Regions from separate parts of the Homo sapiens genome. Here region 2 is linked to region 1. A link is an interaction called in ENCODE POLR2A ChIA-PET data of the cell type or tissue named here. Cell type or tissue: PC-3. All regions are shown on one strand. Links, peaks and the distances in the headings refer to the core of each region. The heading gives the core; the rest is flanking DNA.

What was found. Peaks named below come from ENCODE experiments on the same cell type or tissue, not always from the same donor. Only the 100,000 strongest peaks of a DNase experiment are listed, where the experiment ranks them.
Region 2: POLR2A ChIA-PET joins it to region 1 with 6 read pairs; 2 of 35 experiments call an interaction of 5 or more read pairs at or near these places.

The regions. Positions count from the first base shown.
Region 1 is chr3:57,701,700-57,712,971 of GRCh38, forward strand. No RefSeq gene overlaps it. Among named protein-coding and RNA genes, the nearest start is that of DENND6A-DT, 14 kb to the left of the region's middle. In PC-3, for the core only: no CTCF peak of the experiment used is centred there; a DNase peak (open chromatin) is centred at 4,982; H3K27ac peaks cover 1,866 bases.
Region 2 is chr3:57,417,117-57,422,116 of GRCh38, forward strand. It overlaps DNAH12 (dynein axonemal heavy chain 12), which reads right to left. Exons shown (of 74, transcript NM_001366028.2): 36 at 4,402-4,590; 37 at 2,251-2,402. Among named protein-coding and RNA genes, the nearest start is that of DNAH12, 120 kb to the right of the region's middle. RefSeq lists a silencer at 30-205. In PC-3, for the core only: no CTCF peak of the experiment used is centred there; no DNase peak of the experiment used is centred there; H3K27me3 peaks cover 268 bases.

The DNA.
Region 1 (11,272 bases), core at 2,828-7,827:
GTGCCTAATTTATAAGCTAAACTTTATCATTATGATGTTTTATATATAGGGAAAAACTTAGTGTATATATGGTTTGGTACTATCTGCAGCTTTAAGCATCTACTGTGGGGCCTTGGAACATATTCCCTATGGAAAAGGGGAAACTACTGTATCTATTCTATGCCTGTGTGACCATTGTATTTTGGAAGCACATAGTTATCTGATTCAGAAGATCGTAGCTGGAGAGGAATTTTGTCTTAGGTTGACTCTGCCTCAAGTGTCACTCATATCTGATTTAGACGGTATTTAAATAAGTGTTTCAACTTCAGGTAGAGTTGATGGTGGAACAAGATAAGACTTTTCGAGTTATTGGGATGGAATGGTTTTTTTTTTTTTTTTTTTTTTGAGACGGAGTCTCCCTCTGTCACCCAGGCTGGAGTGCAGTGGTGTGATCTCTGCTCAAGGCAACCTCCGCCTCCTGGGTTCAAGCGATTCTCCTGCCTCAGCCTCCTGAGTAGCTGGGATTACAGGTGTGCACCACCACGCTCGGCTATTTTTTGTATTTTTAGTAGAGACGGGGTTTCACCATGTTGGTCAGGCTGGTCTCGAACTCCTGACCTCGTGATCCACCCGCCTCGGCCTCCCAAAGTGCTGGGATTACAGGCCTGAGCCACTGCGCCTGGGGGAATGGATGTATTTTTGCATGAGAGGACATGAATTTTGGGGGGCAGGAGTAAAATGTTATGAACTGAATGTTTGTGTTCCCCGAAAATTCATACATTGAAGCCCTAACCCGCAATGTGATGGTATTTGGAAGTGAGGTCTCTTGGAGGTCATTAGGTTTAGATAAGTTCATGAGGGTGGGGGTCCCCCCATGATGAGATTAGTGTACTTACTAGAAGAGGAATAGAGACTAGAGCTTGCTGTCTCTCCACCATGTGAGGATGTGAGGACACAGTGAAGACGCTACCATTTTCAAGCCAGGAAAACAGGCCTCACCAAGAATCGAATTGCTTGGCACTTTATCTTGAACTTCCCAGCCTCCAGAGCTGTGAGAAATAAATACATGCTGTTTAAGCAACCTAGTCTGTGGAATTTTGTTAGGGCAGCAGAGCTGACCAAGACAGCCATTATCCATTATTCCCTTTCTCCTTAGTAATGCAGGCTGGCCAGGCACGGTGGCTCATGCCTGTAATCCCAGTACTTTGGGAGACTGAAGTGGGAAGATCACTGAAGCCCAGGAGTTCGAGACCAGCCTTGGCAACATACTGAGACCCTGTCTCTAAAAAAATAAATAAATAAATAAATATATATATATATATATATATATATATATATGTATATATACACACACATATACATACACATACATACACATATATATACACACACAGATACACATCACACACACACACACAAATATGTATGTAATACAGGCTGGTTAAATCTGGGGTGGTACTGATCCCAAGTAAAATACTGTATTTCTCAGACTCCATTGAAGATATATGTAACCATATGAAAAATAAGTGCTGATCAGAATACCTGGTTATATCCTTCAAGAAGCAAGCAGAAAAAAATAAATAAAGTAAGTACTTGTTGCCCTTTTGGAGTTTTCTGTTTTTGGGGTTTTTGTTTGTTTGTTTGTTTTTTTGAGACAAGGTCTCACTTGTTGCTCAGGCTGGAGTGCAACGGTGCTATCTCAGCTCACTGCAGTTTCTGCCCTGTGGGTTCAATTGATCTACCTCAGCCTCCTAAGTAGCTGGGACTATGAGTATGCACCACGACACCCAGCTAATTTTTGTATTTTTGCAGAGATGCGGTTTTTCCATGTTCCCCATGTTGGTCTTGAACCCCTGGACTCAAGAGGTCTGTCCGCCTTGGCCTGCCAAAGTGCTGGAAATAGAAGCATGAGCCACCTCGCCCATGCTTGTTGCCCTTTTACCCCTTTGCTTCCTCCTACTGCCATCCTGGACATGAAGGCCAAAATTTCAGCAGCCATTTTGGGACTATAAAGAAAATATCAAGAGAGTCACATCCATAAGGTGCCAAACCAATGCCAGCAACAGTCTGCCTCTGAACCTCTCGTCACACAAGAAAAACTAACTTATCTGTTTAAGGCACTGTTACTTAGATCTGTCACTGGCAGCCAAATGCAATTTGTAACTGACGTAAGTCAGCTTTTTCATTAGAACTTTTACCATGTGCAAAACTACATCAGAAAGTTCAAATAGTATGTAGAAGTTAGAAACAAATTTGTGTTTAGAGTTGACTTCTTAATTACTTTTATATAAAAACAGACTTGAAAATAGGTTTGTTCTTTTGAAGAAAGACTAGTAGTACTCAGCATTCACTTTGTTCAAATTCTCTCAGTATTCCAAATAACTTTGATGTGGGAAGAGAAGAGGAACCTTACTTGACTTTTGGTGATTGACACTTAATATGTAATGTTGGATTTTTTATTTAGCAGGGAGAGTTGGTGAAGTTAATGATGTACTATTTTTGGAAGATAATTATGAAAAGGGCTTGAAAATCTTATGCTTGGGCACTTTGGACTTCTTTTTAAACTTGCTCTTTGGAGTAAATCAGAGAGAAACAGAAAAGTCTGCTGTTCCTGAATTAAAGGCTTTTGAATTATCTGGGAAATGGTTAAAATGCAAATTCTCATGTGTCATCCCAGAACCACAACTTAAGAAACAGTAAAAAAATTAAAAAAAAAAAATAGACTGCTCGGTTGACCAGATGCCCATTGAATTTTTTTTTTTTTTTGAGAGACAGAGTCTTGCTCTGTCACCCAGACTGTAGCACAGTGGTGTGATCATAGTTTACTTACTGCAGCCTCAATATCCTGGCTCAAGCAATCCTCCCACCTCAGCCTCCCAAGTAGCTAGGACTATAGGTACATGCCACCACACCCAGCTAATTTTAAAAAAAATTTTTTAGAGGTGGGGGTCTCACTATATTGCTCAGGCTGGTCTTGAACTCCTGACCTCAACTGATTCTTCTGCCTTGGCTTCCCAAAGTAGTGAGATTACAGGCGTGAGCCATGGTGCTTGGCCCCTGTTGAAATTTATAAGAAATTACAGAAGACACTGAATAAGAGCAGGTCTATGAAGACAGTGTGATCCTTTGACCTGGGAGGCAGAGACCCTTTCAGAGTGCCCATGAGGTCAAAATTTGTCATAATGGCCAGGCACAGTAGCTCATACCTCATGCTGTAATCCTAGCACTTTGGGAGTCTGAGGCAGGAGAACTGCTTGAGGACAGGAGTTTGAGACCAGCCTGGGCAACATAGTGAGACCACATCTTTAAAGGAAAAAGAAGAAAAAAATTGTCGTAACAACGTTAAGATACTATTTGGTACAAAAAGTAGCCAGGTGTGGTGGCGTGCATCTGTAATCCCAGCTACTTGGGAGGCTGAGGCAGGAGAATCGTTTGAACCTGGGTGGCAAAGGTTGCATGAGATAAGATCACATCACTGCACTCCAGCCTGGGCAACAGAGCAATATTCTATCTCAAAAAAAGACATTATTTGGCCTTTTTCACAATTCTCAAGTAAATAGTGGAGTTTCCAAGTGACTACATGACAGGTACACAATGGAATTAATGGAACGCAGAAGTACATAAGAACCTAGATCTCTTTTATTAAAGAGATCATGACACTTTTAATTAATACAAGTATTGATAATCCATATAACAAAACTTTTTTCATGTCCAGTTTTTCTGACAACCAAAAAATTGCCTAATTAGCAAATTAAACTGGTGTATTTATGAATTAAAGTAAAGATTACTATTTTTTCTTAAATATTTTTGTTTTGGCCAGGAGCAGTGGCTCACACCTATAATCTCAGCACTGTGGGAGGCTGAGGCGGACTGATTGCTTGAGGCCAGGTATGTTCAAGACCAGCCTGGGCAATGTGGTGAAACCCTGTCTCCACTAAAAATACAAAAAAGTAACCAGGTATGGTGGCATGCACCTGTAGTCTCAGCTACTCAGGAAGCTGAGGTGGGAGGATTGCTTGAGCCTGGGAGGTCGAGGCTGCAGTGAGCCAAGATCGTCCCACTGCACTCCAGCCTGGGCAATGGGAGTGAGACCCTGTCTCAAACAACAACACAAAGTTCTGTTTTGCAAAACTAGGATTTTGTTGTTGTTGTTGTTGTTAGTTTAGTTATGGAGTCCCACTGCCTTTACTTGCCCATCATCCATTGTACCCTCTTCTGCTTAAGAGTCCCCAGTTTTCGACGAGGCACAGTGGCTCACACCTGTAATCCCAGCACTTTGGGAGGCCAAGGTGGGAGGATCCTCTGAGGTCAGGAGCTTGAGACCAGCCTAGCCAACATGTTGAAACTCCATCTCTATTAAAAATACAAAAATTAGGCGGGAGTGGTGGTGTGCGCCTGTAATCCCAGATACTCGGGAGACTGAGGCAGGAGAATCACTTGAACCCAGGAGGCGAGACTGCAATGAACCGAGATCGTGCCACTGCAAGCCAGCCTGGGAGACAGAGGGAAACTCCGTCTCAATAAATAAATAAATAAATAAAAAAGTCCCCAATTTTCTAATGGGGAGCCACCTCCCCAGTGATCTCAGTCCATGAGGTTCAAGAGGAGGTAAGCACTACTCCTGGATTCCAGCATGCGCATGTAACCCAGGCCTAGACAATCAGTGTATTCTATATACCTAGAACAATGATGGGTGCAGGCATATCCCCATGCATGACCCGATCAAACAATGCAACTCAACTCTGGGGGTCATTAGAACTGTTCTGAAGGAGGCACTGTCCTGACACTGGGATTGCTGAAAGGATAGAATATAAGCTTGGAGCCTTATCACTCTAAAGGAAGAGCATACCCAACAAAGAAAACGCCAAGAAATAGAAAGAGGAAGACAAAGTCCAAATGACATCATTCAACCCTGGATTCAGCCAAGGCTGAACTTTTCACATACATGAGTCAATAAATTTTCCTTTTAGATTGAAGCCAGCTTGAGCTAGATCTTCTGACATGTGCAACTGTAAGAGTCCTGACTAATATGATTACACATGGTTAATAGTCCTGATTCATTACATTAGTCTTTTAAGTCCTGATTCATTACATTAGTCTTTTACCATGCCAAGTGCTTATATAAAATCTTCCCGGCAGGGCACAGTGGCTCACACCTGTAATCCCAGCACTTTGAGAGGCCGAAGTGGGCGAATTGTCTGAGGTTGGGAGTTTGAGACCAGCCTGGCCAATATGGTGAAACCGGGTCTCTATTAAAAATACAAAAAATTTGAGGCTGGGTGCGGTGGCTCATGTCTGTAATCCCAGGACTTTGGGAGGCTGAGGTGGGCAGATCACGAGGTCAGGAGATTAAGACCATCCTGGCTAACACAGTGAAACCCCATCTCTACTAAAAATACAAAAAATTAGCCGGGCATGGTGGCGGGCGCCTGTAGTCCCAGCTAGTTGAGAGGCTGAGGCAGGAGAATGGCCTGAACCTGGGAGGCGGAGCTTGCAGTGAGTGGAGATCACGCCACTGCACTCCAGCCTACGCGACAGAGTGAGACTCTGTCTCAAAAAATAAAATAAAATAAATTTAAAAATAAATAAATAAAATAAAATTAGCCCAGCTTGGTGGTGCACGCTTGTAATCCCAACTATTCAGGAAACTGAGACGGGAGAATCGCTTGAGCCCGGGAGGCGGAGGTTGCAGTGAGCCAAGATCGCGCCACTGCATGCCAGCCTGGGCAACAGAGTAAGACTCTCTATCAAAAAAAGATAAAAATAAAAAAGGAATCTTCCCTTAGAGTTTATTTGCCCCCAAAAAAGCCATATGATACAATAGTTACCTAATGAATTGTTTCTGGATTTTTATATCCTAAAATAATCTACAAAAACAACCTAAGGGTCCATCAGCAGATGAATGGATAAATAAAATATGGTACAGATACAATGGGGTACAATTCAGCCATAAAAAGGAATGAGATCCTGTCATTTGCAACAATATGGATGGAACTGGAGGTCATTATGTTAAGTGAAATAAGCCAGACACCGAAAGACAAACCACATGCTCTCACTTACTTGTGGGAGCTAAAAATTAAAACAATTGAACTCATGGAGACAGAGTAGAAGGATGGTTACCAGAGGCTGGGGAAGGTAGTGGAGGCATAGGGGGAAGTGGGGATGGTTAATGGGTATGGAAAGTAGATGGGGATGGATACCCCCATTTACCATGATGTGATTATTATGCATTGCACGCCTATATCAAAATATCTCATGTACCCTATAAGTATATATACCTACGGTGTACCTACAAAAATTTTAAAATAAAATAATCTACAATTTTTTTTTTTAAGACAGAGTCTCACTCTGTTGCCCAGGCTGGAGTGCAGTGGCGCCATCTCAGCTCACTACAATCTCTGCCTCCTGGGTTCAAGCGATCATTCTGCCTCAGGCGAGTGGCTGGGACTACAGGCAGTTACCACCATCCTTGGCTAATTTTTTTCTTTTTTTTTTTTTTTTGAGACGGAGTTTCGCTCTTGTTGCCAAGGCTGGAGTGCAATGGCGCAATCTCAGCTCACCGCAACCTCTGCCTCCCGGATTCAAGCCATTCTCCTGCCTCAGCCTCCTGAGTAGCTGGGATAACACGCATGTGCCACCATGCCCGGCTAATTTTGTGTTTTTAGTAGAGACGGGGTTTCTCCATGTTGGTTAGGCTGGTCTCAAACTCCCGACCTTAGGCGATGCGCCCACCTCGGCCTCCCAAAGTGCTGGGATTACAGGTGTGAGACACCATGCCCGGCCAACAAATTATTTTTAATAGGATAAAATAGGGGAAATATCATTACTATAATATAATCATTATCACCTAGTAAAGGATATTTATCTCACCAAAAAATAAACAATTCTCATGAAAAATAATCTTCAAAACAAAAAGAGACAGCGGTTGGGCGTGATGGCTCATGCCTGTAATCCCAGGCTGGTGGATCACCTGAGGTCTGGAAGGAGGCCGAGGCTGGTGGATCACCTGAGGCTGGAGTTTGAGACCAGCATGGCCAACATGGTGTAACCTAGTCTCTACTAAAAATACAAAAATTAGCTGGCTGTGGTGGTGCATGCCAGTAATCCCAGCTACTCAGGAGGCTGAGGAAGGAGAATCACTTGAACTGGGGAGGCAGAGGTTGCAGTGAGCTGAGCTCACACCACTGCACTCCAGCCTGGGCGACAGAGGGAACTCCGTCTCAAACAAAAACAAACAAACAAAAAACAACAAAAACCAAAAAGAGATAGCTCAATTCATTCTCCCCTCCTTCAAATATTTGTTTCATTTGTGAAAAATGCAATGCTAAACTCTGAGGGAGAGCAAACTGAGTAAGATTTTTTTAGGACTTTATAATTTAGCAGGACAGATAAAACATGTATGCAAATAAGTTATTCAGTGTTCCCTGAGAATTACAGAATAAAAATAAATAATATCTAGAAGAGGTTTAAAAAATCTGTAATATTATTAAAGCTGTAAGAGTTTTTGGAGATGTGACAATTCTGTCAACACGTGTGGAGGAAATTACAGTTCAGCGAGCCAGTGACTTAGTTCCCATAGCAAGTCAGTGGCAAAATCCCACTAGAAAACAGACCTCTTAGACACAGTCCAACATTCTTTCTTATTACCCCACCCTACCTCTGTTAGAAGAGAAGCAAAATACCAAGAAGTTTCTTGAACTATAATTTTTCTTCAGCACAACCTGAAATGGAGAGAGAATCTCCAAGACCACACTAAAATAAGTGTGATTCTCTCTCTCTCTTTTAAAAAATCATTTATAGAGGTACAACAGCCAAGACTCTGCCTCAGTTCTCAGAGTTTGGCTTCAACTTTCTGTCATGGTTTTTCTCTCATTGACTTTTGTTTTTTCTTGAATGTGCAACGACTTTGCCTGAGCAAAATCCCAAACAGCTTGTTTTGAACATGTTTGTTCTCTTCTCTCTTCTGGGCAAACTAATGGAGTCTGGGAGTGCAAACGTTAGTTACCTAAGTTAAACTTAATCCAGGAAGTCTTCTTTGGCTGATTTCCCACTTTGGCAGTGCCAGCCTGAACAAAAGACTTAAACACTGCAAATTCTAATTATCTTGTGAGTAAGAGCTTTGTCTACAGGAAGTAAAGAAAATACAAATATTCAAAACTAGCAGTGTTATTCCTAGACATCTTCTTGTCAAGAACTTACAAAGAGGACTTGTTCTCATTAGAAATAATTGCTGTGAAGTACAATTTTTACAGTGTTACTGAGATGGCAACTCCCTACAAATAATTTGAGAGAGTGGATTAAAAATTTGGTTTTAAAGAACAAAGTAGAGGTCTCATACTCCCTGTTTTCGAAACTTACTACAAAGCTACAGCAATCAAAACAGTGTGGTACTGGCATAAAGACAGACCAATAGAGTACCATACAGAGCCCGGAAACAAACCATTGCATAGTCAAATGATTTTTGACTACAGTGCTGAGACCATTCAATGGGGAAAGGACAGTCTTCAAGAGCAAAGGTACTGGAAAACTGTATACCCACATGCAAAAGGATGAAGTTGCACCCTTACCTTTTAACATATATGAAAAACAATTCAAAGCCAGGCATGGTGGCCCATGGCTGTAGTCTCAGCTACTGGGAAAGCCGAGGCAGGAGGATCACTTGAGTTCAGGAGTTCAAGGCTGCAGTGAGTTATGATCATGCCACTGCATGCCAGTCTTGGTGACAGAGTAAGACCATTACCCCCTACTGCCCTGAATCCTCAAAATGGATCAAAGACATAAACATAAGAGCTAAAATTGTAAAGCTCTTAGAAGAAAACATAGGAGAAAAGCTTCACGATACTGGATTTGGCAATGATTTATTGATATGATGCCAAAAGAACAGGCAACAAAAGAAAAAAGAGATAAATTGGATTTCATCAAAATTAAACACTTTTATATATCAAAGGATACCACCAACAGAGTAAAAAGGCAACCCACAGAATGGGAGAAAATATTTGCAAATCCTTTATCTGATAAGGAATTAATATCCAGAATATATAAAGAACTCCTATAACTCAACAACATAAAAACCAACAACCCAATTCAAAAATGGGCAAAGGACTTGAACAGACATTTCTCCAAAAAAGACATACAGATGGCCAATAAACACTTGAAAAGACGTTCAGCATCACTAATCATTAGGAAAATGCAAGACAAAGCCACAATGAGATACCACTTCGCATCCATTAGGATAGCAAAAGAAAGAGAGAGAGAAAGGAAGGAAGGGAGGGAGGGAGGGAGGAAGGGAAGAAGGGAGGAAGAGAGGGAGGGAGGGAATATTAAATTCTGGCAAGGATGTGGAGAAATTGGAACACTTGTTTGTTGTCAGGGGAATGTAAAATGGTGCAGCCTCTGTGGAAAATACTATGGAGTTTCCTCAAAAAAAAAAATTTTTTTTTTTGAGATGGAGTCTAACTTTGTCACCCAGGCTGGAGTGTAGTGGCGTGATCTCGGCTCACTGCAACCTCCACCTCTCAGGCTCAAGTGATTCTCCTGCCTCAGCCTCCCGAGTAGCTGGGATTACTCAGCCTCCCAAGTGGCGGGGACTACCGCCACGCCCAGCTAATTTTTGTATTTTTAGTAGAGACGGGGCTTCACCATGTTTGTCGGGCTGGCTTCGAACTCCTGACCTCAAGTGATCCACCTGCCTTGGCCTCCCAAAGTGCTGGGATTACAGGCATGAGCCACCGCGCCTGGCAAAAAATTAAACATATTCATAAATTTAGCTATGATGCAGCTTGCATGCTTTCTCCTTTTCCTTAATTATGTGAAACTGAAGAGTTGCTTGTCTTGTTTTCCTTTATAGAACTTTGTTTTTTCTTTTTCTTTTTTTTTTTTTTCTGAGACAGGATCTGGCTCTGTTGCCCAGGCTGGAGTGCAGTGGCACAATCTTAGCTCACTGCAACCCCCACTTCCTGGGCTCAAGCCATCCTCCCACCTCAGCCTCCCGAGTAGCTGGGACTACAGGGGCACAGCATCACACCTGGCTAATTTTTGTATTTTTTGTAGAGATGAGGTTTTGCCATGTTGCCCAGACTGATCGTGAACTCCTGAGCTCAAGTGATCTGCCCATCTTGGCTTCCCAAAGTGCTGGGATTACAGGTGTGAGCCACCATGCCCATTCAGAAGTTTTTTTCTTAATGTGAAAGTAATTTGACCAAGTTTTTTTTTCTTTTTTTTGTTCATTTTGAGATGGAGTCTCACTCTGTCACCCAGGCTGGAGTGCAGTGGCGCAACTGCAACCATCGCTTCCTGGGTTCAAGCTATTCTCCTGCCTCAGTCTCCCGAGTAGCTGGGACTACAGGCACTTGCCACTACACCCAACTAATTTTTGTATTTTAGTAGAGATGGGGTTTCACCATGTTGGCCAGGCTGGTCTTGAACTCCTGACCTCAAGTGATCCACCCGCTTCGGCCTCCCTAAGTGCTGCAATTACAGGCGTGAGCCACCGTGCCCGGCCTTGACCGAGTTATGATGCATTATTCTCTTTTTTAAAAAATCCCCTCCTTAAACAGAGCTATAAAGTGGCCAAATCTGAGAACAATCACATTCATTTTAGTTATAATAAATTTAATATTTGTAAATATAAAAAAGTTTAAACACAAAATTACAATATGATCCAGCAATTCCACTTCTAGGTATATACTTGAAGTGAAAGCAGGGACTCAGACAGATATTTGCATACCAGTGTTCATAGCAGCTTTATTTACAATTGCCAAAAAGTGGAAACAACCCAAATGTCCATCTGAAAATGAATAGACTTTTTGCTGTTGTAGAGACAGGAGTCTACCTATGTCACCAAGCTGGTCTCAAACTCCTGGCCTCAAGTTTTAAAGCAGAGTTTATTAAAAAGCTTTAGAGCAGGAACAAAAGGAAGTACACTTGCAAGAGGTTTCAAGTGGGCAACCTGAGAGATCAAGCACACAGTTTGACTTTTGACTTGGAGTTTTGTTTTTTTTTTTTTTGAGATGGGATATGGGATCTTGCTCTGTTGCTCAGGCTGGTCTTGAACTCCTGGGCTCAAGCAATGCTCCCACCTCAGTCTCCCCAAGTGCTAGGATCGCAGGTGTGAGCCACCACACCAGGTCTGACTTGGAGTTTTATGCATTGGCATGCTTCTGGAGGGTTGTGTCCCTTCTGCCCTGACTCTTCCCTTTTGGGGTAGGCTGTCGGCATGCAAAGCGGCCTGCCAGCACTTGAGAAGGGCCACATGCGCAGTGTGTTTACTGAAGTTGTATGCATGCTCAGTTGA
Region 2 (5,000 bases), core at 1-5,000, 290 kb before region 1:
GCAAATGCCTGTAATCCCAGCTACTTGGGAGGCTAAGGCAGGAGAATCGCTTGAACCCGGGAGGCAGAGGTTGTGGTGAGCTGAGATTGTGCCATTGCACTCCAGCCTAGGCAAGAAGAGTGAAACACCTTCTAAAAAAAAATTTAAAAAAAGACAAATACAAAGGCCAGCACTGAAACTGAGTAATAGCCATATTCAGTTCTAAGGGGTCATCTAAGTGAGCCAAACTATGCTAGTATTAATTTTGAAAACTGTTACTGAAATATGAACACAAAATTAAAGTTCTTTTAGAAACAGAGTGACCCCTGAGAATTCATCTACATGTTCCAGTCTGAGTAACATTAGCTCTATGAAAATTTATTAAAATAGTATTAATAAATTTCTGTTCTTAACTTGGGGTCCATGAGCCAACTAAAAACATTCATAGAATTCAGAGAATCTGTGAACTTGAATGACAAAAATGTTATACCTTTACTTTTTGCTATCCTCTAAAATGTAGCAATTGTATGAATAGTACCTGTGTCTTTGTCACCAGTAGAAATCATAGCTATTATCCTACACATTACAATTGTTACAGTATCTCAAAAATATCACTCATGCCCATTCCTTCTTCAAAGGTATTATAGTCATCAGATCCACTGACAGATCTTGTTATTTAATGTGTTAATAAAGAAACATATATATATTACTACTATGGCCCAAATATGTTCAATATTTTCATAAATGTATTTCGATATAAAAAGAAAAAAACAGGCTGGGCACGGTGGCTCAAGCCTGTAATCCCAGCACTTTGGGAGGCCAAGGTGGATGGATCATTTGAGGCCAGGAGTTCAAGACCAGCCTGGCCAATATGGTGAACCCCCGACTCTACTAAAAATACAAAAAATTAGCCTGGCGTGGTGGCAGGTGCCTGTAATCCCAGCTACTCAGGAGGCTGAGGTAGGAGAAGTGCTTGAACCCAGGAGGCAGAGGTTGCAGTGAGCAGAGATGCTGGAATGCACTGCATTCCAGCCTGGGAGACAGAGCGCAAGCGACTTGTCTGAAATAAATAAACAAATAAATAAATATATATATGGTTTACTTTATAATTCTATTTGTACTTATTTAAAAGTATTATTCTGACAAATGGTTCTTGGCACAAAAGAACTGTATTGCCAGGCACGGTGTAATCCTAGCACTTTGAGAGGCTGAGGTGGGTGGATTGCTTGAGCTCAGGTGTTCAAGATGAGTCTGGGCAACCTGTCTCTACAAAAAAAAAAAAAAAAAAAAAAAAAAAAGCCAGGCATAGTGGTGCATGCTTGTAGTCCCAGCTACTTGAGAGGCTGAGGTGGGAGGATCGCTAGAGCCTGGGAAGTCAAGACTGCAGTGAGCCGTGATCGCACCACTGTAGTCCAGCCTGGGTGACAGAGTGAGACCCTGTCTCAAAAAAAAAAACAAAAAACTGCTATACTAGAAATGTCACAGAATTGGCAATTGTCTTCCTTGCTTAGCTTCTAAATGCAAAAATGCAACTACGGACACAAAATAGGGGTAAACTAATTTTCCCTCATAAGCTATTTTTCCTGTTTTTTTGTTTTTTTAAATGAGATAAAATTGGTCACAGAATGCATTCAGGAACAGCTTCTTTATCAAAAAAATGACATTTATGATTATATAAACTTGTCTAGTTTAAATAGTATGAATGGTAAATTATACCTAGTGTTTTAAAAGAAAAATAACTATTAAATGTTATTAAGAAAGTTGGTATGGATATGCAAACAGTACACATCTAGGCTTTTGATCAGTTTCATGTGTCTTTACTTTTGATGGACTCTTCTGAGTTTTTAATATTCACCTTAAGTTATGGAATCCAGAACTGGCATAGGACATAGGTGAAAAATGCTAAATGTAATAGGAGAATGTGGATCATGGTTACTTTGATGTCTCAGGAGTACGCTGAATCTTTAATTAGACTGCATACCTTTTTAACAGTAACACAGCAGCAGGCTTTCAGTGTGCTGTTACAAATCAAAAATGTAAGGCAACTTATGAGGCAGCAAAGTATGATGGCAAGGGCTTTGGAGTGGGCAATGGGAAATGTGTATTCCAGGTTTGCCAATAGCAACAGATGTCACTTTCAACATGCCAACAAGTCCCCCAGGATTTCAGTTACCTGAAAAGGGATGATCTCGAATACTTCAAAAATTGCCATAATCCTATTAAAATGGTACTTTTACATTCAAAATGCTTGTTTATAGCAGAGTTCCTTACTTTGCATAGGTAATACTCAAATCCATTAGAAACGTATATCTAATTGTGTCCATCGTAGGGACTATGATATCTTGAATCTTGATTTGTTTATCTCCTAAATTAGTATTTTTAATTAATTCATTCCAATGGACCCAGCGACCTTTGTTTTTCAACTACAAGAAAATATAAGTTTTAAAATATTAAAACCATGTACTTGCTGTATCTGAAAGGCTCTTTTCAACATGTATACTATTATATTAGCTTTTAAAAACTTAAGTCTTCCCCCTTTTAATGAAATATTACATTCACATAAAAGAACACATATAGCATATTTTAAGTCATAAGCAGATTAATAAAATAAGCATTCATGAAAACACCAATTTAAAAAATATATTTTTTCAATTTTCATTTTTAATAACCTGAAAAATATAATGTAACTTTTGTTATCACATATTCAACATATCTAACATTTCAGATACTTTTGCCTTTATGTCTTCTTAACACTCCAATATTCCCCAAATGCCTTCAAGATGTCCTTTTGCATACATTGAGTATTTATTTGAAAGCCACTCTAATGTACTTCAAGTTACAATTTCCTGGGTTTTGGCTTTACTTTTTTATATTTTAAAACAAATGGGCAATAATCTAACTAAAAATAAAATATCACATAAAACCACTATATTTGTTTCTCTAACATTATTCTCTTTGGCATTTTGATCCAGGCTGAAACAACCAGGATATATATCAGCATAGCTGTATTAATTGTTATGATACTGAAATTCTTCTGAATCACTGGCTAAATAACTGCTGTCCTGACACCCCTGAGTGCCTCCCAATCTTCACTCCACCCCCAACCATTATCTTCTTCTGCAGGTTGTTTTGACCCCTCCCTGGAGAACCCCAGCCCTTCCACTGTTAAGTAAAAAAAGTTTTAATACCTGCCAAAGTAGCCCCCTAAGACCCGATTCCAGAGCTGTGGCTGGAATCTCACAATCTTTTCCTATTTTCCAGCAAATTGTACACGTATATGTTACATGTTTGAATTGTGGTAACTTTGTAAGTTTGGGTGAATGTTTCTTTAGTAATTCATATTTGTATTTTTTTAAGTTTTAGCTTTTATTTTTATCAACATTATATATGTACATATTTTACAGTCAAAAGATTTACAAGGTTAAGAAAAACAGCATTTCCCTACTGTCACTTTCCCTTTCCTAGAGACCTTCACCTTCTCTAAGCTGGATAGTTTGGTATTTATTTTCGATTCTTAAAGAATATGCTTGTGGGCCGGGCGCAGTGGCTCACGCCTGTAATCCTAGCACTTTGGGAGGCTGAGGTGGGTGGATCACGAGGTCAGGAGACTGAGACCATCCTGGCTAACACGGTGAAACCCCGTCTCTACTAAAAATGCAAAAAATCAGCCAGGCGTGGTGGCGGGCACCTGTAGTCCCAGCTACTCGGGAGGCTGAGGCAGGACAATGGCTTGAACCCAGGAGGCGGAGCTTGCAGTGAGCCGAGATTGCGCCACCGCACTCCAGCCTGGACAATAGAGCAAGACTCCGTCTCAAAAAAAAAAAAAAAAAAAAAAGAAAGAAATAAAGAATATGCTTGTGTTACCACCTCTTTTTTCACTTTTAGAGATTACTTTATTGACTTCCCGCTATGGCTAATGAGGATGAAACTCTCTTTCTGGCCAGATTCTTAAAATTCTGTGTTAGCATGGTTTTGGGGAAAGGGTCCTGCACTGTCAGTCAGGAGAACTTGAGTCAAGTTCTGGCTCTGCTAGCCATTAATCTTTTTAGGTTTACTTCCTTATCATAAAACTTGAGATTTAAGTGAAATTATAACTAATGCTCTATCTAGATCTTATGGGGGATGAAATAAAATTTGTATGAATCAAATAATTATTCAAATACTTGCTGTTTAAAAAATGCTTTGGGGAATTATTTAATAAAATGGAAAAATAAATTTAATTTAAATGTGAAATTATAAAAATATTATTAAAGCAAATTTATTTATACAGCCAATAAGTTATGGGAGGTGAAACTAAAAGAAGGGAGCTTAAAAAGCTCACCGCAGGAGTCAAAATAACTCTAGGATGAAAACCCAGGAGCTTTGTCTGCTGGCCTAAGCCTTTGTGTTTTATCTTACCATAACAAGCTTTTTATGTCATACCTCATACATGTAGTCATAGACCAGGCCTTTTTCATCAAATGGGCATTCCCATTTACCCACAGAATCTGGCACTGGGTTTTCATCATCTTTTCCCAGTATGATTAATCGTATGAAAGTATCAAAAACACGACGGCCATCTGTATCACAACTTCCTCCAATCGACCAAATCAAAGAGAATATAAAGCAAGCCTGTTGGTGGAGAAAAAATTTAACTTATAGCAATTATTTTAAAAGGCATTTTAGGAGAAACATTAACCAAAATTCAATATATTAGGATATGCTCAACTTACTTGAACAAGGTCGTAAGTGTAAATAAAGTAGAATGGAGCACTGCTAAGCCACATAGTCATTTCTCTGACAATTTTTATCAAAATGTTTGCATGTCTTTTTTTTTTTTTTTTTTTTTGAGACAGCGCCTCTCTCTGGTTGCCCAGGCTGGAGTACAGTGGCACCATCTCAACTCACTGCAACCTCAACCTCCCCAGTTCAGGTGATTCTGGTGTCTCAGCCTCCCAAGTAGCTGGGACTACCAGGGTACACCACAAAGCCTGACTAATTTTTTGTTTTTGCTTTTTAAGTAGAGACAGGGTTTTGCTATG